Regions from separate parts of the Mus musculus genome. Here all the other regions are linked to region 3. Evidence: chromatin loops called from intact Hi-C (ENCODE). Cell type or tissue: heart. All regions are shown on one strand. Each heading gives the region's core, and the rest is flanking DNA. Links, peaks and the distances in the headings are about the cores only.

The links. A loop is a pair of places that touch in the nucleus more often than their neighbours do. Peaks named below come from ENCODE experiments on the same cell type or tissue, not always from the same donor. Only the 100,000 strongest peaks of a DNase experiment are listed, where the experiment ranks them.
Region 1: it touches region 3 in a loop (3-fold over the local background); 7 of 42 quality-filtered maps call a loop at or near these places.
Region 2: it touches region 3 in a loop (2.3-fold over the local background); 5 of 42 quality-filtered maps call a loop at or near these places.
Region 4: it touches region 3 in a loop (2.2-fold over the local background); 5 of 42 quality-filtered maps call a loop at or near these places.

Annotation. Positions count from the first base shown.
Region 1 is chr1:43,535,161-43,541,143 of GRCm38, forward strand. The region is part of intron 3 of Nck2 (non-catalytic region of tyrosine kinase adaptor protein 2); the gene reads left to right. Among named protein-coding and RNA genes, the nearest start is that of Nck2, 92 kb to the left of the region's middle. In heart, for the core only: no CTCF peak of the experiment used is centred there; no DNase peak of the experiment used is centred there; H3K27ac peaks cover 1,773 bases.
Region 2 is chr1:43,410,592-43,416,574 of GRCm38, forward strand. No RefSeq gene overlaps it. Among named protein-coding and RNA genes, the nearest start is that of Nck2, 32 kb to the right of the region's middle. In heart, for the core only: no CTCF peak of the experiment used is centred there; a DNase peak (open chromatin) is centred at 2,920; H3K27ac peaks cover 1,013 bases.
Region 3 is chr1:43,295,981-43,301,963 of GRCm38, forward strand. It overlaps LOC115487086 (a long non-coding RNA gene), which reads right to left. Exons shown (of 3, transcript XR_003947810.1): 2 at 5,434-5,632; 3 at 605-743. Among named protein-coding and RNA genes, the nearest start is that of Gm29040, 38 kb to the left of the region's middle. In heart, for the core only: a CTCF peak has its summit at 3,662 (motif pointing right); no DNase peak of the experiment used is centred there.
Region 4 is chr1:43,424,004-43,429,986 of GRCm38, forward strand. No RefSeq gene overlaps it. Among named protein-coding and RNA genes, the nearest start is that of Nck2, 19 kb to the right of the region's middle. In heart, for the core only: no CTCF peak of the experiment used is centred there; a DNase peak (open chromatin) is centred at 2,768; H3K4me3 peaks cover 296 bases; H3K27ac peaks cover 1,343 bases.

The DNA of each region.
Region 1 (5,983 bases), core at 371-5,370, 240 kb after region 3:
ATCAGTGCGCACTCTTCAGTGGGTGAAGCCTTCAGTCATCGGGAGGTGTTTTGTGCTATGGTTGGTTTTTTTCAGAATGTGTGTGGCTAATGTAGACGCTGAGGCTGCTGGAAAAATTCCATTGGTTATTAGCATTCTAAGTCTTTTTCCACTGAACTCTCTCCCTTGTGTATTTTTTTTCCTTGCTTGAGACAGTCACTGGAAAGAAATGCTGCTGTCCTATTCTTAGGACTCTTAGTTAAGTATGATAAATAAAGAAGATGTTGAATGGGCTGGTGCTTCAGTGTTGTTCTGAGAATATTTGATTTTCTAGCCTCCTCTTAACACGCCCTCTGTAGTAATGTTGAGCATTGTTGATATATTTTGCCTTAAAAAAAAAATCTTGAGAAGTCTATAAACCACAAAATGCACAGGACTTGGAGGTAGAATAAGTGAGCCCCCAAGCCCTCAAGGGCTGCAGTTGACTTTCTTAGAAGGAAAGATAAGGCCTCGGTTGGAGCTCCAGCCTTATCTTTGCCCAGTGTATTCAGATTTCCCTGAGTGCGATCAGTTCCTCTTGTTTCACAACCCTAGTTACAGAGCAAACCAGCACATCTTCACCCTGGTGCTGGGCCGGCTCCCCTGTCACTGACAGACCGCCATCTAGCCCTGCTGGAACACTTACACTGCTAGAAAGGGCCAATTCCATTTTTGGAGAATACAGATTGTTAGAAAGTGCTTCCTTAAATAGAATCGAAATTTTACATTTCTCCGACTTCCTCCCCTTGGCTCTGACTCTGCCCTCCAGGGCTATGCCAAGCAGAACAAATCTCTTCAGTGAGTGACAGCTCTTCTGTGAGCTTCTGTCTCAGCTTCAACACATCGTTCTTAGGAAACATTTGCATTAAGCATGAAAGATTGCAAAAATACAGATAAGCTATGTTTTAGATATCCATATTTATTAATAGGAGTTGATTTTCATAGCCAAGGGGCCTTGGGATTTAGGGAGAAGTAGCCTGATTAATTTTTTTCCACATTTTATGTGTGCATGCACATACAGAATGGGGTGTACATGTGCCACAACATGTATGTGTGGGCCGAAGACAGCCCATGGGCATCTGTTCTTTCTACCATGGAAGTCCCAGGGATTGAACTCATCAGATCTTCAGATTTGATGGCAAGCTTCCTTATCCATTAAGCTACTTCACTGTCTTGCTCTCCATTTTTAGTACTTTGTTGTTGTGGTCTGTTCATTTGTTTTTATTACCCGTCATGATCACCTTTGCCATTGGACAAAGAGAGACCTGGTTATCTTAAGTACAGGCTTCCTGTTGAGGCAGTACCTAGAAGAAGGGGAGGCATCTTTACCACGATCTCTATGTGCAAATCTCTATGTGCAATCTCTATGTGAAAGAAGCAATAGCTTCTTTCCTCTACAGCCTGTCTTTCCCCAGTTTGTAGGCCACAGAAAGTTGAGAGTTCTTTCTGTAATTCCTCCTGTCTCCCAGATATCCCTTTTAATATAAACCCCAGAGACTAAACGTAACCATTTGGGCTTTTCTGTGCCTATCCTTGGTCTGAATAATGCCAGGGAGACTTATTTTTTTTTAACAATGGTTTTGGCCTTATCTTAGGCTTAATCCTCAACTATCTTTTATATTAACCCATTTATTCTATTAAAAGGTCTGCAATGCTGCCGATACCCTCTCCGTTTCATACTTCCAACTTCCTCTGTGGCTTGGTGGTGAATCTTCTTGTGCCTGACTCTCTTCCAGAATTCCTTCTCAGTCAGTGTCCTACCTTCTAGTCTGCCTTTTGCTATAGGCCATAGGCATTGTCATTTAACCAATCAGAAAGTGCCTTAGGCAAGCAAGGAAGAACAGAGACACTTCTTGACATAGTATGTATAAACATTTTATCCCTACAACTGTTTATGGCTTCCTGTTTAGTTACAGACTCTGGTGTGTGCTCAGAGTTGAGTTTTAGATTGGAAAGTGTCTCTTCTGTGGGGAGGTATCAAAACAATACTGACTTACACTGCCTACCCATTCTTGTAACTGAGTGATGTCATTCATGTAGGCTTTATACGGCTGTGGGAATCCACCTGAATCTGAGGGCCATGGTAGAACCCCCATAGTTCATTCCCAGTTTGAAGTAAATCACATAGGCGTCACCAACAGAGCCACAGTGCTGTGAACTGAGTTTCTATCTGTGAGGAGAGGAGATGGTGGTGTGGTGGGCCTTACCTCTCCTCCGTTGGAAACTTATGTCTTGTGTTTTCTTAGAGCTGCTTGAAGGCAACAGTATATTTGACAAAAACATCTCTTCAAAGTATTAACATTCTTTTCTTTTAATAATTTGTAGTTGAGTAAAACAATCTTATCTTACATTTTCTTTCTTGAGGGCAAAACATTTATCCACTGGATCTCCTTTCATGCTCTGATCCTGATCATGAACAGTCAAGAAAAAATTTCCATGAAGAATAGGGATTGTCAAGAGCTGGTTCAGCAGGCAGTGTTCTGACATCTCTGAGCTCAGCAGTGAGTCAGCCCAGGCTACTTCTGGCCTTGACATTACAACTTGATCTGTATAACTGAATAGGCCAGATATCAGCCTTATGCTAAAATATTTTGAGATGGAGACCCCCTCCTCCCCAGAGATAACTTTCAAAGATTTCTCTGCAAGTGCCTCAAACACAATTTTTGTTACCATTCTGGTTTTAGCTAGAACCCACCACAGCCCCAAAGGAGTTGAACCATGCCTGAGTGACTACGAACAGTAGACAAGTTAAGCAGAAGCACTGTGGCCTCTGAAAGGATGAGAGGAAAGTGTGTGTGTGTGTGTGTGTGTGTGTGTGTGTGTATGTGTGTATGTATGTGAAGAAAGGCAGAGGTCATGAGTCAGACATACCCTGATCCAGACCAGGGTGGTACATGTTTTCTTTGCTTTTACCAAGTTCCCTCTGGCAGCCCTCAGGTCCTAGGATGCTTCCCTGTCAGGGGATCCAGCCTGGTATGGGAGCCCTCTGGCAGATAAGGACCAGAGCTGTGTGAATATTAAAGTAAGTTTTACAGTGAGTTCTTAGGGAATATTAAGGATTCAATGCCTCTCTTGTGGAGAGAAATTATACTTATCAGTGACTTTCATACTTCTGTCAGGTTTGGTTTTAAAGTTTGAGGGAACTAGTAAAGAAATTTCTTTATGTAAAAGTTAAATGTTTAGTTTAACACTTGGCATTCTTATAACTAATCCCACCAAGACAGAAAGGACTTGCCTTGTAAGCTGGTCTGGTCTTGGCCTTACCATGTATCCCAAATGACCTTGAATTCTCAGCAGCCCAGCAGTCCTTCTTACTCAGCTTTCTAAGTGCTGAGATTATGAACATTAGCCACATGTGGCATCTCACGTTTTCAACATTAGGACTACAGAGTCTTTCAGGGCACCATATGCAGACTTCATGTTTGGAGAAAAGTAAACTAGTTTGTGTACTGATTATCACACCTCTCTTTTGGCTGGAATGGTCCCCTGTGAGAACTGTAGGCCAGATCACAGGGCCAGGCAATTTCTTGCCTGTTAGTACCATTAGATTTTGCTTGTCTTCAAGCATACCTGTTTCCCACAAAGGATACTTAAAACTCCTTTAGTCATTTTAAGTTTTGTCAGTGAACTAGTAGTGGGTAGGAGCCAGGTGTCTGTCACAGAGTGCCAGGGCCACTAGCTGCCTGCAACACTTATCTGATGAGTGAACATGGAACAGCTTTCAAGTCTCACCGCACTCTACCCTTGCCAAATCAGCTTACCGCACATACATATTTCCTGTCAACAGTAAAGATGCCAGAATTCTGCCTAGAAAGGATTTGGGAGCTTCATAAAGCAGGAAGGGGCTCTTGAGCCAGTGGGCATGCTAATATGCTTTTTTGACTTAACATTGAAAGACATAGGTTGTTAAGCAAAATGTGTGTAGTCAGTTGGAAACAGAAAGGTAACACTACTCCTGCCCTAAGAGTGACCCTGTGTCCTCCCTAAGAACACCATATAGGAGAGCCAGAGTATACTTCAGCTCTGTCGGGTTTTGCCTACGTAGAGTTGACCATCTGGATTGATTGGCAAGCCTCTCTGTGCAGTAGATTGGAAGCTGTCTCTAAGTCAGCATTTATGGAATGTTGGAGAACAGTTTAGAAACAAAAATTTCTCATTCTACACATGAAAAACTAGGGCCTAATTAACCACAAATTGAGTGAGGTCCCAGGTTAGGTGATAATAATGAATAACTGTAAATTTCTCCAGTTTGATGAACACCCTTGTTTGTAGTACTGGGGTAATGGAATATGGTCTCAGCAGCTTTGTCTACAATGGCCCTTGGAAACAGGGTTCCTGTCACTTCCTGGGTATTCTTTAGAGACCTCCCTGGGCTAAAGAAAGGCATCTCATAGTCAAGAGGATGCAGTGACATGAACCCCCAGCTCTGTAAGAACATTTGCAGCAGCGTAGTGACTTCAGTTTAGAATTGACCTTTGAGAGACCAGACAATATCATGAGTATGTACTGTGAGTGAATTTAAGACCTGGGAAAACTGCAGGTGCCTGTGCATTCTTCTGACTTCTCACCAAAATGACGTCCTGCTTGATTTGCAATTTCCTGAAGTCAACCTCTCTAGGGTGAGAACAAGGAATGCCTGCTGCTTGCTTGCTGCATCTACCCAGTCTGGTTTTTAGTTCTCTCTCTCTCTCCCTCCCTCCCTCTCCCCCCTGCACTCCCCACCTCTCACTCTCATTATTACAAATGTGAGGGTGTGTCCGTGGTAGTCTTCCTGCTTCTAGCTCTCAGCTCCCATGGTTGTGAGGAGACTTATCAAGTTCTCATTTAGGCATCAGAACAATAACTGCTATTGTGGTTGTAAACATTCCCCCATGACTCCGAGCATGGTGGTAACTGAGTCTGGGAGAACCTGGGAGATGAATTCAGCAGCCTGGCTCTCATGGAAGTCAAGTGTGAGTGTGATGACTGTTGGGCATCCCTTCTAAGCCACTGTATTTCCTGCAAGTGACTTTGTGAAACAAAAACCTGGGGGGGGGAGGAGTAAAAGCAGTTTATAGTAAGGATGGCAGTGTAAACTGGATGCTTTCAGTAAGGATGACGTGATGAGATATGGTCAGATCAGACAGGGTGCCTGCTCAGATGTTACTTCATTCAGCTGTTTGAGGCTCACCTAATTGGAGTAAATGGTGGTTGTCTTCATCTAAGCCATAGCATTGTCTTTGCCTGGTCTAATGGATATTAGGACTGAATTGGGCAGCTTGGCAACCATCTCTGTTGAGTAGAAGGGAGATTCTAGAGCAGTGGTTTTCAACCTTTCTAATACTGCAACCCTCTAATAAAGTTTCTTCCGTTGTGGTGACCCCCAACTATTTCTCTACTGCTAAGTAGTGTAAATAGCTGATATGGGGATATCTGATACGGGACCCCTGTGAAAGGGTCGTTTAATCTCCAGAGGGGTCGTGATCCACAGGCTGAGACCCGCTTTTCTCAAGTCAAGTCTTAGAATACCAAGCACTTGCCACACAAATTTGAAGACCAGAATGGGTATCCTTAGTTAGTGCCCGCATAAAACAGCATATGGGCATGAGAGCCCACTTGTAATCCCAGCACCAAGGAGATAGAGATAAGGAACCCTTGGGGCAAGCTGGCCAGCTAGACTAGTCGAATTGATGAACTGTGGGTTTCGTGAGAGACCCTGGCACTAAGTATAGTGGAGAGTAATCAAGGAAAGCAGCGTCTTACTTCCACACATGTGCAAAAGAAATTTTACAAAAAAAATAAAATAAAATTAGAAGGGAATACCTCTGGCACGGGTTAAGTCTTGGGGTGGAGTTTTAGTACAAATGAGAGTCTGGCCATAGGGAACCTGAATAACAGCAGGGCTTGGGGTCTAGACATATGGGAGGACAAATAAGCCAAGGACTGGACTGAGTCAGACCAGGCACTGGCCTCTGTACAGTGCAGC
Region 2 (5,983 bases), core at 293-5,292, 110 kb after region 3:
ATGCATTACCTCGAGATGTTGGGGAGATGTTGTGCGTGTTGCTTGTTCATTCCACAGATAAGTAAGCACAATGAGCAGACCCTCAGCCATCAGCTCCGCCTGCCCCAGCTCTGCCCGGTGTGGAAGAAGCAAGTGTCCTAAGCACCTAACTCTAGTTTTGTTACAAGTATAACTTAGGAGAAAAAATTGGTAGAAATAATACAGTATGTTGCTAATTTGTAACCTACTTCTAAACTCTGACTCATAGCCTCCTCACATACAGTATTCAGGGCACAGAAATCTTTTGATTGACTCAAGTAAGTTTTGGCTTCCATGTAACTTGCAAGTTAAAGTTAATTTTTCCAGCTCTTCTTTATCTCTGTACTCTCTTAGTATCAGAATTTCTTATGTTCTTTCTTTTAGGAATTTGAGAGCACTGTGTTTGGGAGAAGTTAGGAAACATAAGGAATGAATGAAGCAGTTGAACTTGGAGATACTGTAGGTGATAATACTGGATCTAATCTTTCAGACTTAATTAGTTTTCTAGGCCTTGTAAACCTCTTAGATCTGTGTAATAATTTAATTGTATAACCCTGATTTGTTCCTTTAAAGCCTATACTAGTCTGTCTGCCTTTTAACCTTGTTGCAATAATGTTGCCGAAATATTAACAAATTTGTAAAACTTTTCTTAAATAAATAAAAAATATATAATGAATCCATGTATAAGGGAGTTTCACTTAAAATACTAGACTTTCCATATAAGACCCCTCTCCCTTTTCAGGCTGCATCTTTCATTGTGTGGATGTGCCATGGTTTTTTATTCCTTTTTCACCTGTGTATCTGTCTCTGAACATTGGTGTCTTTAGTTAGGGCTTCGACTGCTGTAATGAAACATCATAAACCTGGGGAGAACAGGGTTTATTTGGCCTATGCTTCCACATCATAGTTCATCCTCAGAGGAAGTCCAGACAGGAACTCAAGCAGGGCAGGAACCTGGAGGCAGGAGTTAGTGCAGAGACCATGGAGTGGTGCTGCTTGCTGGCTTGTTCCCCATGGCTTGATCAGCTTGTTTTCTTAGAGAAACCAGGACCACCAGAAATGACTCCACCCCCAGTGGTCTAGAGCCTCCTCTATCAATCACTAATTAAGAAAATGCCCTACTGGCTTGCCTGCAGACTAGTCTTACAGAGGAACTTTCTCATTCTTGGTTCTCTCCTCTCTGATGACTTTAGCTTGTGTCAAGTTGACATAAACTATCCAACACACTTGGGATATTTCCATTCTCTGGCTATTAAGAAGACAGCTTATAGTGTCAGGAGAGGCTTGAGAAGGGATAGGTAAGAATTTTAATATCTACAAAGCTCCTTGGAGTAATTGGTGTTTAACCAATGGGACATGAAAATGGCATTGCTCCCAGGTCTATGAAGAAGGGATGCAGGCACATTCCTGAGCATCTGTTCTTAGTCACTATTTGACTCATTCCTTGCGTATTCCCTACTTCTTTAAAAGTTACCATAGAAAAGGCTTATCTGGAGAAGGATTCAAGGCACTTTTGCCCCTGGTTCTTCTCTGTGGCTTTGTGCAATGTGAACAGAGACCGGATTCTGTTGAAAACAAATTACAGAGGCATCAATGTCTGCTACAAGACACTGAACTTCTAGACAGCATTCAGTAGTGATATATTTAATTCCAAGTCATCTGTGTGCTTAGTGCCCTGATCTCAGGCCAAATGCCATTGTGGTTTGGATGGATATTCTCTTTGAAAAGGCATCATCAATATAGAATTGCAGACTTCCACACTGTGGTCTTGTCAAACGGCAATTTGTGGCAAAAATCAGCATCCAAATCTTCCTAAAGAAGCTTCTTGCTTTTTGAGATATGGATTATTCTCAGAAAACTGGCTCTTCAGAGGAGCTCAACATTATTATTTAATCAAGGCCCATGCTCGTGCTGAGACCAAGGTTTGGGACAGCAGAACTCCACTGACTCAACTCTAGACAACATTCACTGTTTTTGCAGTTACTCCAAAAAATGTTGCTGAAGAGTATTTTGTCATTGCTGCTGTCTATCTTATAGGTTAGTGAACTGAAGTTTTTAGAGAGTACAAAAATCCTTCCCAGTCCACACAACTGCTAACTGTCAGAGTTGAAATCTAGCCCAGGAGTGTCTTCTGGATCCAATCTCCTTTCCACCCTAATCTACTTCTGGGCTTATAAAAAAAGCAAGAAGAATTCAATCTTTCCTTTTCAAAATGGTTTTTTGAAACAGGGTTTCTGAGTATAGCCTCAACTGTCCTGGAACTTGCTCTATAGGCCAAACTCAAAGATTTGCCTGTCTCTGCCTAAGTGTTGGAATTAAAGGCACGTGCCACCACTGCATGGAGAATTCAATTTTCTGGTCGTCTTTGACTTGTGACCATGAACCAGCATTTCCACCATTGCTTGCAACTGAAAGATATGCAAATTCTTGAGAACCACATCAGGGCTTTGACTCATAGGCCCTGAGGTGTGGACTGAGTATCTGTCTCTAATACGTTTCCCCTGAAAGTCCCATGTCCACTTAAAGTGAGAGATCTGGGTGGATAAGTCTATGTTGCTGTGAGCAGGAGATACCAATTGTTGCACTGTTTTCAGGTTACAGATGGGGACAGTTTGGCAACCTGAACCCTCATGCTATAATAGGTGAATCCCTCAAGGACTAAATACTCCTGGTGTAGCAGGAACACTAAAAAAGCTAAACACCAGCACCGTAAGCCAATGTGAATCAGGTGGTGTCCTCATTTCCAAAAGTTTTGGCTGCTTCCAAACTGCATTGTGATTTTCACAAAGGCAACAGAGTTAACTCTGATCTCAGTTTTAATCTAGACAAATAACCTCCTACTCCTTCCCTAGTGGGTTGTCACTTCCTGCAGCAGATGACCTCAGAACTATGGCATTTGTTGGATGGGGGCTCTCTTCCATCTCTAAGGAAGCCCACAGTCTTTTCCTGTGCTGACCCAGGTTGGAGTCTCTAGACAAAGCTCCGTGCCTAGAGCTTCAGCAGATAGATCCGTGTGCAAAGGAAACAATGATCAGTGACTCCTGGCATAGACATCAGATCCATGGTATTTGCTCACAGTCTCTTGAGCACGAGAAACAATCAGACAGAGGACTTCAAATATTTGAACACGACTCAGTGGCAATTTTCAGTGGGTCAGATGTCAGTAGTAGTTGAAAAAAAAAATCTGGGGCTGTGACATTTCAAAGCCTTGCAGGTCTCGCTGAAGTCCTCAAGGAAGAGCACTGCAACTTAACATCTTCCAGAAGAAAGTGCTGGCTTTGACATGCCCACTCTTCAGCAGAATGACTCAGGGTGTTGTTGACTTTCCCGGGCTACTGGTGCCACCATGACAAGATATGACTAAACAAGGTGGTTGGCAGAGAGCATAGCAATGGAATTAAGGCTAGTATCTCCTTGGGTCACTATAGAGGCAAAGGAGTACAGCAGAGTAGAGAAGAGCTCTTCTGCGCACGAGCATGAGCAAACACACACACACACACACACACACACACACACACACACACACACACACAGAGAGAGAGAGAGAGAGAGAGAGAGAGAGAGAGAGAGAGAGAGAGAGAGAGAGAGACTGTTCTGATGGTCTGGCTGTTCCCATCATTTCCAGGAATGCTTAGTGTCTTCCATGCTAGATATTTACTAATGTCACTATGAATATGATTATCACACCAGAAAAACAATGATAGATGTGCTTAAGTCACAGTGAGCTAAGACATTTGCCTGGGCTTTCTCTGCAGGGGTGAGTCAGCTGTAGCTACTTGTTTCAGTTAGATTGGGGTGCCTGTTGATAGGGGCACTCTCAGCCCCAGAGAGAAAGTGCTCTGAGCAGATAAACCCTGTGGAAAAGCAGGCTCAGGCAGCTGAGGCTCAGACCTCTCCTAGCTCCTGACTGACTTGCCTCCAGTATGATAACTTCTCCTCTGTGTCTTTTGCTTTTGTCAGTAGAAGGGGGTGACTCCTGCTTTCCCCACATCCTAAGACTGTTGTGTAAATACACACTGTGTGCAGAATAAGTCTCTGTAACTTTTAACTATTGTCACATAAATATTGGGAGAACCAGGGCCAAAGCATATTTGATAAATGATGTGTTACAATCCATTTCCATGCAGGTGCTTATATCTATAATACTTTACTTTCATCAATAACAATTTATTGGAAACAAAGGATGTAATCTGTCCTCTATCATACAACACACACACACACACCCCCCAAATGTCAAAAGGAAGAGAGACACAGAGAGGAGAAAAATATATGGTTTTTATTCTCTGGTTTTATAAATACTGAAATATGAACCTTTAAAAAAAAGGTACTACCCACATTTGCCAGGAAATATGTCCCTTATTGGGTCATCAGAACTTCCACTGACAACTATGTAATAAGAAAAGAGGACATAGCATTTGGAAGGTCCTAAGCAATGTGAGCACATGTTATCCAAGTATAAGACATCATGTTATTTAGGGAAACAGGAGATGGAACTGCCTATAGTCTGAATGTATGCTCAAATCTGACAGGCTGGAACCTTAACTCCACATACATCAGTGTAGAGGAGAGGTGGGAACTGGTGGGAGGTGTTTGGGTCATGGGTACCAGTTTTCTTGGATGGATACCAATGTCTGCTTTTTAAGCATGAACTCTCATTCTCAAAGACTGGATTTGTTCCTGTAAGATGGAGTTGTTATAAAACAATTCTCTCTCTCTCTCTCTCTCTCTCTCTCTTTCTCTCTCCAAACACACACACACACACATACACACACACACACACACACACACACACACACACACACACACTTACCTTCTGCTTTCTTTCAGGAATCTACACATCATGAGGTCTTTACCAGAAACCAAGTATCTGCTACTGCCATGTTTGTGAGCATCCCAGCTTCTGAAGCAAGACTTAAAATAAATCTCTTTTTTAAAAAAATCAGTTACCTGGTCTTTGGTATCTTGTCATAGAAATAAAAACAGTTTATTTCATTCTAGATGAATTATAGGGAGGTTAAATGGGAGCAATGGTGGGAGGTAGGTCTCTTGGATGAGAGCACTACCCACTCTCCTGGCCCACTGAATGTCATAGATACAGCATCCAGGGTGGACACACTCTGGAGAACCTTTGAGATTTGAAAATGCAGTGGCAGTGAGGGATATGACACAACATCAACTCGTCAATAGCAAGATAGCCCTTCAAAAGTCAAAGGTCCACCATGGGCCAGGCATGGTGGTACAGGCCTATAATCCCTGCACTCAGGAGACTAAGGCAGAAGGATCACTAATCAGACACCAGCTTGTTATATACACGACCTTATATCAGGCCAAAACCCAAACAAAACATGCCAGCATTACAGTCATGCCTTCTTGCTAGAGTCTCTATGCTCCTGGCTTCAGCATGGCCACTGAGAGGCCTAGCACGTGTGTTGAGCATCACATGTCCTTTCATCTGGTGACAATTACATCCTTCCAGTTGCTTATGCTAAGATCTGGGATTTCTCCTGTTTCCTCACATATCTCCCTGTGAAAGTCTGTAGCTCTGTGCCAAAAGAGACTCCGAATCCACTCACTTCTTCTTACCCTGAATCCTGGAAGTGACCTATGCCTTTCCTCCCTTTGTTCCACTCATCCCAGGACAGGAACTCTTCCAAATGCCATGCCAGAGCCACTCTCCTCTGACCCACACTACTGCTCCATTCTCCCACATTAGAGCTATGCTCCTGCTGCATGATCTAGCCCTTCAACAAAGTAGGGCAATCCCATTTGGAGCTGCATCTGTCTTTGAGCCTGGATGCTTTCCCCTCAAATAAGCATTTAGACAACTCCATGCTTATGTCCATGGGTTTGTGCTTACTGGACTAACAATGCTCCCATATACCACAGTTTGCTGAGTCAGCTTCAGAGGGTCATCCCTAGGAAGCACAAGTTCCCTGGAGATTTAGAAATCTTCCTTTGGCCAGTG
Region 3 (5,983 bases), core at 557-5,556:
ATGCACACATAGGCAAACTGGTGAAGGAAAGGACCCAGGCCTCTTACCCCAAGGCCATTTTAAGACAGAGTCACAAAAAAGTGACATTCGGCCAGAAATGGTTTTTCCTTTTCTCTCCTTATCTTTTTAAAAATTAGATATTTCCTTTATTTACATTTCAAATGTTATCCCCTTTCCTGGTTTCCCGGATGAAAACCCACATCCCCTCCCCCATTCCCCTGCTTATCAACCCACCCACTCCTGCTTCCTGGTCCTAGCATTCCCCTACTCTAGAGCATCAACCTGCCAGCAATAGTTACAGAGCAGATTACATAATCATTTACTTTTGGGGGGTTGTCTCTGGGCCTCCATTTTGGGCCATTTGGTGATGAATCATAGACCCTTGGGCATTCCGTATCAGCCATGTTTTAGCTGATGCAGATCAGACATCTATATCAGTTCTGTGTTATCTAAACATACTCTGGCCTTTATGCTGTTCAATCTCCTACACCGACTACCTCTCTCACCCTTGGGTCCTGTTGTCTCAACATTTATGAAATGCACCACGGTGCTGTTTCTTCCCTACCTCATTGTTCCGTGTTGGCCTGTGTTACTTCATCCTTTCTGAACACCACACTGAGCTGCTTGCTCTCTAGCTCTCTTTCTCCTTCCTTACAATGGAGCCTCCAAGGAACATCAGGAAGAAGTTAGCTATTGCCAAGCTCTGATCCAATGGCTTTATGCCTGAATCCTTCTCAAGATTCCTGTAACCACAGAAGAACACCTAATCACACACTGAGGCTCTCCCCCAGAATCTCTTCTCCACTTGCCCTGTTCATCAGGACCTAATCAGGCTCAAGGAGTCCCTGATTTCCCCACAGCCTTAGTTCCAGATCTCCCTTCCTTCTACCACGGAACTCACCCTGGTCTCTTCAAACTGTGTTTTCTGAAAGCTGTGTGATGATGTCCTTCCTGGTTTTCTAGTTTCCGTAAAGGGACTCATCTCTCTCCTTCCTGATCCTTCTGCCATGTCGTTCCTACCTTTGTTCTCTATATGGTACCACAATATCCCAAGCTATTGATTTTTTTTCTGTCCACCTCCAATGTTCTCCACTAGAATAAAGGTGGATCTGTGGAATACAGGTGGATGCAGGGCTAGGACTATCATCCAGCTGTGCTGTGGCTCCTGGAGCAGGGCTGGCCTGCCTCACAACACAGTAGGTATTCTGGGTACTTGTTGGATGAGTGAGTCTCTACTATCAGCAGTTGCTTTAACACAACGGTGTGTCTGCTGATTCAAAGCCCTGTTTCCACCATGGCAAGTTACACAGGGCATTTAGTTTACAGTTTCATCCCTTCCCAGGCTTACAGTTCAGTGATGTCAGGTGCATTCACACCATTTGCCCCAGGAACTTTTCGTTACCGGGAACCCTAATTCTGTCCTATTAAATGCCAGCTCCCGATTCACCCTCCCCCCAGTCCCTGGTAACCACTATTCTCATTTCTGTGAATATATCTCCGTCAAGCCCCTGTAACTAGAATATACAGTATTTTTCTTTGTATGCCTGGTTTATTTCACTTAACACATCACTCTCCAGGTTCATCTGTGTAACAGGTACCACCTTCCTCCTCTTTTAAGGCTGAATATTGATTGGTCCATGTCACGTTTAGTTCTTTCATATATCCACCCATCCATGGGTTGGGTTCATCCAGCTTTATGAGAGAATTTGGGATCAAGAAAGCTTGCAAAAATGTGAGATAAGGAGAAAGAACATATGCTGTTGGATGCCGTGTTGTTGATAGCTCTGGTTATCTAAGTGGCCAGCCTAGCAGGCTACTCCCAGAAGTCCTGAGTAGTGCCTTAAAGCAGAATTGGGCAGCCTGGGGGTGGCCTTGCAAGAACAGTGTTAACTGTTAGCTCTCCCTAGCTACTGCTGGGAAGGGCTGTCTGAAAAGGAAGGGAAACATTTGCTCCTGTGCTCTGGCTTGGGGCTGAGCATCCATAGTGGTACTGAAGACCTATCCTGTATGCTTCCTTCTTCTCTTCTCCCTCCCAAGCAGGGGCTCTCTCCTCCCCTCTCCACTTCTTTCCAAAGCTCCATGTCCCACCAAATCCAAGCTTGAAAGAACAGACAAGTTTTATTCTATTTTATTCGAACATGGAGGCCCCAGGAAGCAAAGCAAGGGCTGGTTATAGCTGGTATTTCCCGGGTGGCAAAAGGCAAGGTGGCACATTGCAGGTGTGACCTGAAGATGCTTAGGGAAGGTTCACTGGTGGAGACAGGGAGCTACATCGGAGATTTGGTGAAGGAGGAGGGAGCAGATGACAGTGCTGGAGGAACAGCTTAGGCAGAGTGGATTTTTTACAGAAGAGGTTGATTCAGGGCAGTGGCTGGAAATTATGGATGTGAACTTTCTGTTCAGACTAGTTAGTTCCTTTCTAACATCTCACCTAGACCATGCTTCTCAAAGCTAGGTCTGGGGGCTTGCCTGGCTTTGAACTATTACTGTGATAGCTCCTTTGGCTAAATGTGTGTAGACATGGTTCATCAGAACTGTCTACAAGGAGCCTTGTGTCTTAGACTACATGGCTACAACACCATCCACTGTTCCATGAAGGAAGGAGAGTGGTTCTGCAGCATATGCCCTGGAAGTACCTTAGGATCCAGACTCAGCATGGAACTGTAAGAACACCCGTACTTTAAAAACCACAAGCAGTAAGGGGTGGGAGTGTAACTCAGTGGTAGAGTGCTTGCCTAGTATGCACAAGACTCTGGATTCAAAAATTGCATAAACCAAGGATGGTGACGCATGCCTGTAATAGCAGGACTCATCCTACATCATCCTGACAGTGAAAGCCAGAGATTCAAAAGCTCAAGGGCATGCTCAACCATCTACTGAGGCCAATTGGGATCGATGAGACTTATGCTAACAACAACAACAACACAACAGGAAAATACACAAATTGGCCTCAGTAGTAAGGACATGTGCTATATCACATAACTGCCATCAGAGAGAGCTTAGCAAGACCACAGCTTAAAGATAGCCTCAGTGGCAGCGGTCCTTATAATTAAGAGCTAAGATACTTCCCCCAGCAGGTCAAGGTGAGTTTGCAGCCAGCTGAGTCAGAGGTGTACTGTGGCTCTATTTCTGGGACTAGTAACTGTGATGAGGGTTGTCTTAGTCTGGTTTTCTATTCCTGCACAAACATCATGACCAAGAAGCAAGTTGGGGGAGCAAAGGATTTATTCAGTTTACACTTCCATGTTGCTGTTCATCACCAAAGGAAGTCAGGACTGGGACTCAAGCAGGTCAGGAAGCAGGAGCTGATGCTGAGACCATGGAGGGATTTTCTTTACTGGCTTGCTTTCGCCTGGCTTGCTCAGCTTGCTATTTTAATAGACTACCAGCCCAGGGATGGCACCAACCACATTAGGCCCTCCTACCCTTGATCACTAATTGATAAAAATGCCTTACAGCCAGATCTCATGGAGGCATTTCCTCAAGGGAGTCTCCTTTCTCTGTGATAACTCCAGCTTGTGTCACAAGACCAGTCAGAACAGGGGTTTTGACAAAGAAACAGTCATGCTATTCAATGGGAGTGAAAGTGGAGAGGTGGTTGAGAGATTCAGGGAAGCCACAAGAAAGTAGATTTCTTTATCAATGGCAGAACCCCTTTCTACCACTAGAGGTCATGGAGCAGTAAGACTAGGAATAAGACGATTCTGCTGACAGAAGATTCTGTGGAACAGACAAAGACTGTGACTGTGTCGATAAATTGCAGACATAGATTAACAAGTTAATCAGCTTCTTAAGTCCGCTGATGATGTCATAGACATGCCATCCAAAGGGTTCAAGCTCCACTCTAATTTTACGTAGCTTTGACATCTATGTGCTCAAGTGCCCCTGACTCCAAACACTCTTTACTGGATGTAAAAGCCTCTCTGTTCTCTCACACACACACTTCATTGCCATAGTCTCACACTCAAGGGGGCTGTAGGCATTTGTTGAACTATTGAAGTAAGAAGATGACAAGGGGGTGAGCTGTATGGTGGATGATTCTAGATGGACATATGGCAAGGTATCAGTTAGCCACACCCTGATTTCCATAAACAAGTCACGAGAGAGCTCTTGGGCTCAAGGTGTAAGGTCAGGGCTATGTAAGGAGCAGAGGACAGGGAGGAAGAGAAACCATACAAGTGAGGGTGAGGGCCAAGGTTATGGGCACTTAGTCTTCTGGACAATAGGTTTTTGGTAGAGACGTTGGCATCCTAATGACTATGGTCTCTGACCTGGGGACAAGGATGAGAGACCACCGCTAAGAAGAGACTGTTCCAATAGAAAAGGACCTAGAATAGAGAATAGAAAAGTCTAAGGGCACTCCAAACTAAAACTGTTTCAGGTAAGAAGCTGAGGCCTCCTGGAAGTCATGTGGGGTATTCAGAGGCTGGACTAGGATGAGAGTGATTTCCTGGTGTAAGACTCAGAGTCTGGTCTGAGTGAGGATGCTGTAAGTGTGGTGAACTATTGGAACCAGGAGTAAGGATGCTGTAAGCATGGTGAACTACTGGAATCAGGGATGAGGATGCTGTAGGCATGGTGAACTACTGGAATCAGGGATGAGGATGCTGTAAGCATTAAGGACAAGCACAAGCCTAATGGCTACTCTCCAGTGGCTTCCAAACCCTTCTGGGTGTCCAAGTCTCCTGCTTTGTCTAAGCCTTCCTTCTCCTCTCAACAGATCACAACTGACACCTCCTCTTCCTGGCCTTGGCCTACTTTTTTTTTCCCAATGACATTTGAAGCCAGGTTTAATGCTAAGCAGTGCCCAAGTAAAAACACAGATAAGGGCAGGTGGCCTTCTTCCCTCAGAGACCCACAACTGCCTGTCGCTTCCTGTGGGGGAGGAGCTGAATGGTTGCAACTCCTTCAAGGATCACGCTTCTGGAACCCCACTGTATGACACTGTATGACGTCTATGGGCCGTGTCCCTCTCTGCTCAGGTATGGGCAGTTCAGGGGATCCCTTTGCTGTGCTTGAGCCCATCCTCATATCCATATGGTACCCTATGAAGGCTGCATTGGGGGCCAAACATACACGTTCTCACAAGGTGGGATTTGAATATAATCACCTTGATTATGTACAGGGAGTTCCTTTGGCAGATTTTGAGATTTACCTGTTGATGGGGGATACCTAAAATCTAGTCAGGAGAATTAAGTTTTGAGAAAGCGTATTCATATTTGAGGAGAGCTGTTTGGTCCATTGGTGAAAAGCCATCAAAGTATGTATAAATAGTCCACGCAAGCATCCACTGGGCAGCATAAAGGGGCCTACGGTGAATCCTGGGAAGCTCAGAGGTGATCGGGGTTAATGCACATCCCCCAGAAAACAGAAATTTTGTTTCCAGGATGAGCTGGCTAGAAGATGGAGCAAAGCTGGGAACAGAAATTGTACCTGTCTCTTGGGATGTCAGGCCCATGCCGGGCAGGATCTGATACCTTCAAACCCCTCATTATAACTGAACGGAAGAATATGGACGCGCTTTCTTGCTACCCAAGTTTTTCCTTCTGTTGCTGCAGTTGGCATTCTGTTAAGTCTCCATTGGAAGGCTCTCGGTGTAGTGATGAGAGTGTTTTCCAACGCTGTGATTTGCCTGGAAATGGAAAGAGGAAAAGCCTGGTAGAAAAGAAGTCCTGTGGGATCGCTCAGGATTTGCTTGTTCCTCTACTATGCTGCCTTTCAGTGATTGCCGAAGACTTCATTTTTACTTCCTACAAGTGGCAACTTTATCCACAAGTATGAAACATTGCACTCTTCCATCAAGAACATCCATCGCTTTTGTACACACACACACACACACACACACACACTCACACATATGCATGCATGAATACCCTACGCATGCATGCATACGTCCATCAGTCTCCCGAGAAAGATCAGCAGACAAGCAGCAGGCCCCCTCCAAGTGTGAGGACAGGGTTAAACCTGTCTGCAGATTTCTCAG
Region 4 (5,983 bases), core at 652-5,651, 130 kb after region 3:
AGGGAAGGAGGGAGGGAGGGAGGGAGGGAGGGAGGGAGGGAGGGAGGGAGGGAGGGAGGGAGGAAGAAAAAAACTTCAGACAAGAACTGAACCAGAGACCATGGAGGAACATTGCTTACTGGCTTGATCCCTCTGTTTCGTTCAGGGTGTTTTCTTATTCTGCATAAGTAAAATCACCTGTCCAGGGATGGCACTGCCCTTAGTGGGTTGGGTCGCCATACAGCTGTTAGAAGAAAATTAAATGCCCCTCGGATACACCTATTAGCCAATCTAATAGACGTAGTCCCTCAGTTGAGGTTCTTTCTTCCCGCATGTGTCAAGTTGACAACTGAAGTTAAATAGGACACAATCACTATGAAGATTCGTTTTCAACGTGACCACTGTATATCGCCAAGCACAAAAGCTAATTATTTTAGGGAAATATAATAGAAGGGAAAGAATCCAGGATGGTAGTGATAGCCGAGCCAACCTGGGATCATTTCTTTTAAAAATGTTTAGTGTAAAGCTTATAAACATTTAATTTAAAAATCAAATTGATGTAGTCAATTCCTTACAAGGTGAGACTTGGGAAATGTTGTTTTTCCAACTAGTGGTAGTGTTTTCGGCTGAAAGGAACCATCCACATTTGGTTGAATGTCTCAAGAGATCCTAATCCATATCTTTGGTCCATTCCAGTTTTAGATTCTATTGCTTGATATGAGTCAAAAGATATCTTTGTTGACTTTCCTTGTATGCTACACAAAAAGCTGTAAATTTTGTCTTTTAAAACAGTGCTGTGTATATCCTAACATTTCTAGGAGAGGCCAAAGCGGAATAAAGTTTTACAGGGTTTAAAACCCTCCTGTAGCCGAGCGTGGTGGCACACACCTTTAATCCCAGCACTCGGGAGGCAGAGGCAGCAGGTGGATTTCTGAGTTCGAGGCCAGCCTGGTCTACAAAGTGAGTTCCAGGACAGCCAGGGCTATACAGAGAAACCCTGTCTCTCAACAACAACAACAACAAAAACCCTCCTGTGTGGCTAGCTGTGGGACACACATTTAATGGTAGCACTCAAGAGGCAGATTTCTGTGAATTTGAGGCCGATCTGGTCTACCTAGACCCGTGGTTCTCAACCGTCCTAATGCTGTGACCCTTTAAGTTCCTCATGTTGCAGTAATCCCAGACCATTTTTGTTTCCTATTTCATAATTAGCATTTGCTACTATTATGAATCATAATGTAAATATATGTGTTTTCTCATTGTGTTAGGTGACCCCTGTGAAAGGGTTATGGGTCAATTGCCAAAAGGATTTTGACTCACAGGTTGAGAACCACTGACCTAGACAGTTCTAATCTAGCAAGAACTCTTTAGTAAGACCCTGTCTCAAATAAAACAAAACAAACAAGAAAACCCAAACAAACGAACAGCATAAAAAACATTCTGTGAGTGGGCTAAGTTCTTTCTGCAGGCTTGAGAGGAGAGGTCATTCCTGATTTTTCAGACACTTTCCCCAGCATCCCTTAGTCCCTGGTCACTTCTTCCACCTTCAAGCCAGTTGGCCACCCCAGCCCTACTCTTGGCTTCCTTCAGTCTCTAAGGGTCTCATGCCTTCTCTTCTGCCTGGGTTCAAATTCCCCTCCTTTAAAGACACATGTGATCATACTTAGGGGTCATTTGGGCAGTCCAAGATAATGTCCATCTCTAGACCCTAAATCATATGTACTTATTTGTTCTCCATGAAGTAAGAGTCACAGGTTCTAGGCAGGGGTCAGGTTGTCCATGTCCCCCATCTTATCATCCTGCTCTTCTCTGTTGTTTTATTGTGGATGTGATGTGACCAGCTACTTAAACCCTTTCTCCCTTAAGTTGTTTCTGTCAGGACATTTTATAATAGCAACGGAATAGAAACTAAGACATTTGTCTCCTTGCTAGGAACAGGAAGCTATTCTAGAAAATTCTAGATACATTGGAATTGCCCAGAATTCCCTCCAACTTCTTCATTTTGTCCTGTGTGTTATTCTTTTACTCTCCTTCCCACGTGTTATGAATATGGGATGTTCTGTCTTCCAGAAGTTGGAGCAGAAGGGAAGGGAAGGAATGGGGATTTTGGTTAGCACCTGTGGGAAGATTGTCCTCATCACACTGAGTGGAGAATTTAGTAAAAGAGGCATTAGCTACAAATACATCATATACTGCAGTTCAGGAATGAGTTTGATCATCAGAAAACAACACGAACTTAATTTTCTATTTTGTCAGTACTAACAGAACTTCTGTCTATCACACTGACTTAAGGGGAGTATAGCTCAATAAGTAAAAATAATGCTTGTTGTATTTTGTGGTTGAAAAACAGAGCCAGGTTTCGCCTTCATTCTGCCTCTGATCTGTCCTTGAGATCGGATCTTCCAGACGACATTCGAAGTGGAGTGATTCATTCCAGGAGTTAATAGTGGGAGACTAGGAGACTAGGTGTTGCCTATGTCCGGAAACAACTGAGAAGTCAGGAAAAATACATGTGTAAGGAGCTGCTAGGAAAGGAAATCTCACATCTCTTGGCTTTGAGGGTCTGACTTCCGATCCACTGTTAACTGTTTGCAGGATAAACTTCTATTTACTGTCTTTCAGAAGGCATCCTGTGCTGGGTCGAGGGTGATTTCTAAAGCCTGGGAGGGACTACTCAGATGGAAGGGAAGGACCCAGTATCTTACTCTGATCTTCAGCCTTGGGTTTAGGGTAATAGAAGCTTGTGCACTTGAGCTAAGAATAGCCTTGCTTTTTTACTTAATGCGCACAGCCTCAAAATAGCTTGGCAGAACTCCCCATTGGCATCCATGTGAAGAGAGACAGCAGCTCCAATCTCACTGAGAGTCGATTGCTCCTGCCACTCAGTCACCAAATTCTACTCAGGTCTCAGGAGAGCTGGCTGAAATCCCAATTTAACTTTGTTTGTGGGGGGAGAGGGGAGTGGGGCTTTCATTTGTAATGAGTCTGAAGCACATATATATTTCAAGTGATAATGTTCATTATCCCGGTGTGGGTGATTCTTAAAAGCCTCCCCCTCCGCTCTCCCCAGAATTGTGACTGTTATTTCCTTCTGTGCATTCTGCACACTGGGACCTAGTCACACACGAGATTCACTTTTTCATGGCAATGAACATTTTGACACATGTATATCCAGTGCTTGGTTTGACTCCAACAAGCAGCTGTTGTTTTAATTAGCAGCGATGGCTGACAGGTGATCAAGCTTCACCCAAGTGGCTTTTCTTGAAGCTGTTGCTTTTAGGTAAAGTGGAGACTTGGACGTTCCAGAGATCTGGTGGGCAGTTCAGTAGCCACTGAGGGGACAGGCCTGAAAGCCAAGGCATAGCATTAGTCATCTTGAAAACAACCTAGGCAGTGAGGTCAGTGGGGGAAAGACCCAGTGAAAGATGACCTGCTATAGCTAACTTCAGTCCAGGGAAGACACTCTCTTGCCCTTTCAAGATCGTTTTCTATGCAGTGTGACCTGGTAAGGAACTGACAGCCAAGAGCAAGGACTGATTATAGAGGAGTTCAGCACCTCTTGTATATTACACTGAGTAAACGGGGCTCATCATTTCCAGGAATGGTGAGGCATGCTAACATCCTCCCCCTCTGCCCCCAGAAAGCACCAGACCATCCATCAACTGCCGACTTGAATGGCTACAAAATGCCAGCAAGACATTTCCTCTTCTCATTTTGATAATAGGTGAGATCTATCATCCGCTCTTGCATTTTAATCTGTTTTCTGTTGTAGACATTTATTTATCTAGTGATCTGGAGAATAAGAGATCTAGCAGTAGCTCAGGACCTAGTGAGGAACCACTGCTGGGTCATGGCATAGCAGAGAAGACAGAGTATGCCTTCCAGGAAGAGCTACTGTAATTATCTTCATAATCCATCTATCCATCCATCCATCAGGGCTGAATCCATGCACTAGTGCAGAGCCCTCCTGGCCCAGTCTTCTCCCAAAGGCCCTGTATGCTTGCATCTCTTAACACCATCAGCATGAATCTGGGAAGGAATTTACAAACTACAGCAGCCTACTGTTTGAGTCAATGTTTTGCTATCTGCTGGATCGGATAGGAAGTTGTATAGATCAGGAAACTTTGGATTACAGAGCCATGAGTAGTCTTTATAATGATCTCCAGTAAGTGGTTTCCCAGATGATATCAGTGACCCACATCCTCCAGGGTCAAGGCCTCTTACTTGATATCCTTCCCCTCACCAGGAGTTAGACATTATAACTTGTATCTCGCAAATATGGGAAAGGTAAATTATAGAAAATGTGTGGTTTCGTCTGAAATCATTTAACTTACCCTTCCTTTCATTGAACGAAACTCAGCTGCCATCTTAACCTGACCCATGTAAAGGAACACTTAAGAAGAACACAGATTAACACTTGCATGACAGGCTTTTCCAGAGAAGATGCAACCTCCATCCTGCCATGACAATGTATGAATACCACTAAAGTCCAATTTAGTGAACCAGTGTAACCAAATTGAAGCTTTGAGGCTACTTATAGGAGTATGTATGGTTGAGTGGCTACTTACAGGAGCATAAATGATTCAAAGATAGCTACATCACCAAAACCCACCCCAGCATGAGTGACAGCTCACAAAGGCTTGGAAAGCTGGAGCACATTGCACAGCCTGCAGGCAGCTTTGCAGGTTGAAGAGCGTCCTTTCCTCATGGCTCAGCTCATTTTTGCCTCTTCCAGGCATCTGGGCTTGTCTGAGAATCTTTGAATCTTGTCTTGTCTGAGAGTGACCTCAGAGGTCTTTAGTGTTTATTCTTGGAGAGGGAGGGGCCTAATGAATTTGGTTAGTTGTAGGGACTTCCTAAAACTATTGAGTTGTTTGCTTCCTGTCTCAAAGAGCTTTTCTAGAGGGTGAAATGTTTCAACATGAAAGGAAACAGTTAAACAATAGTAACCTGTAACCAACTGCTAATCATCAGCTCACCTGCCCAAGTGAGCTCAAGTTCAAGCTCAGCACAGAGCTGGTCTCAAAGACCTATGTGGGTCTTTGGTGACAGCCATTTCCTTCACCATGAAGCCATGAGCACAGATACATACTCATGGAGATTTACATTCATACGCAAGACTGTGCTTGGCATTATGGCTCATAGAAATGGAAAGGTAATGCGTATATCTTGTTTTCAGAATGAAGTTCTGGTGTCATTAGTTACATAGCAATTTGTGCGAATGTGAGGGTATAATATCATGATCAGGAATATAGAAAATGTAAAGTGTATGAAATAAGGATTCTTCAGAACCTTTTTATTTTGCAGATACTTTCATATAGCACCAGAAGACCAAAATATTATTCTAACCAGTAATAATAAATAATTCGTCACTAAAAAGAATTTTTGGTGGATGTTCTAATTAGCTTTAACTTTCAACTAGACACATTAAAAATATTGGAGAAAAGATTTTTCGATTGATGGAAATTTTTACTATGTATTCCAGGATGGCCCTGAATTTGCTCCATGGTTCACTCTGGCCTCAAACTCCTAATCCTCCTGCCTCAGACTCTTCTGTGCTGAGACTGCAAGTATGTACCACCGTACTAGACTAACTCAGAAACTTGATAGAAAAAGAGTAAAGCACATTTTATTTAACAATATCTTCATAATGAAGTTGTGCCTTACCGGATGACTGCCAAATACCTTAGCTTTAATTACCACTGGGAAGAAGATACTTTCCAAATATGTCTTTGAACAATATGAAATATAAGAGCCGATTAGTTTTTAATAGTCAGATAGTGGAATCCGCAGTGTATGGCCAGAGCATATGACATTTTGAAAGTCTGATTTCCTTGGCTTTGCATGTTGACACCAGAGCTTCTGTTCCATAGCTGACATTTCATCTGTAGCTTTAATCCGAGTAACACAGGAACTTTACATTGGCAAGCTTAGTTCTTTAAAACTGTCTCTAAGACATGAAAACTTGTGTAGCCTTGCTGCGTTTATGAGTTTTTCTAAAAAT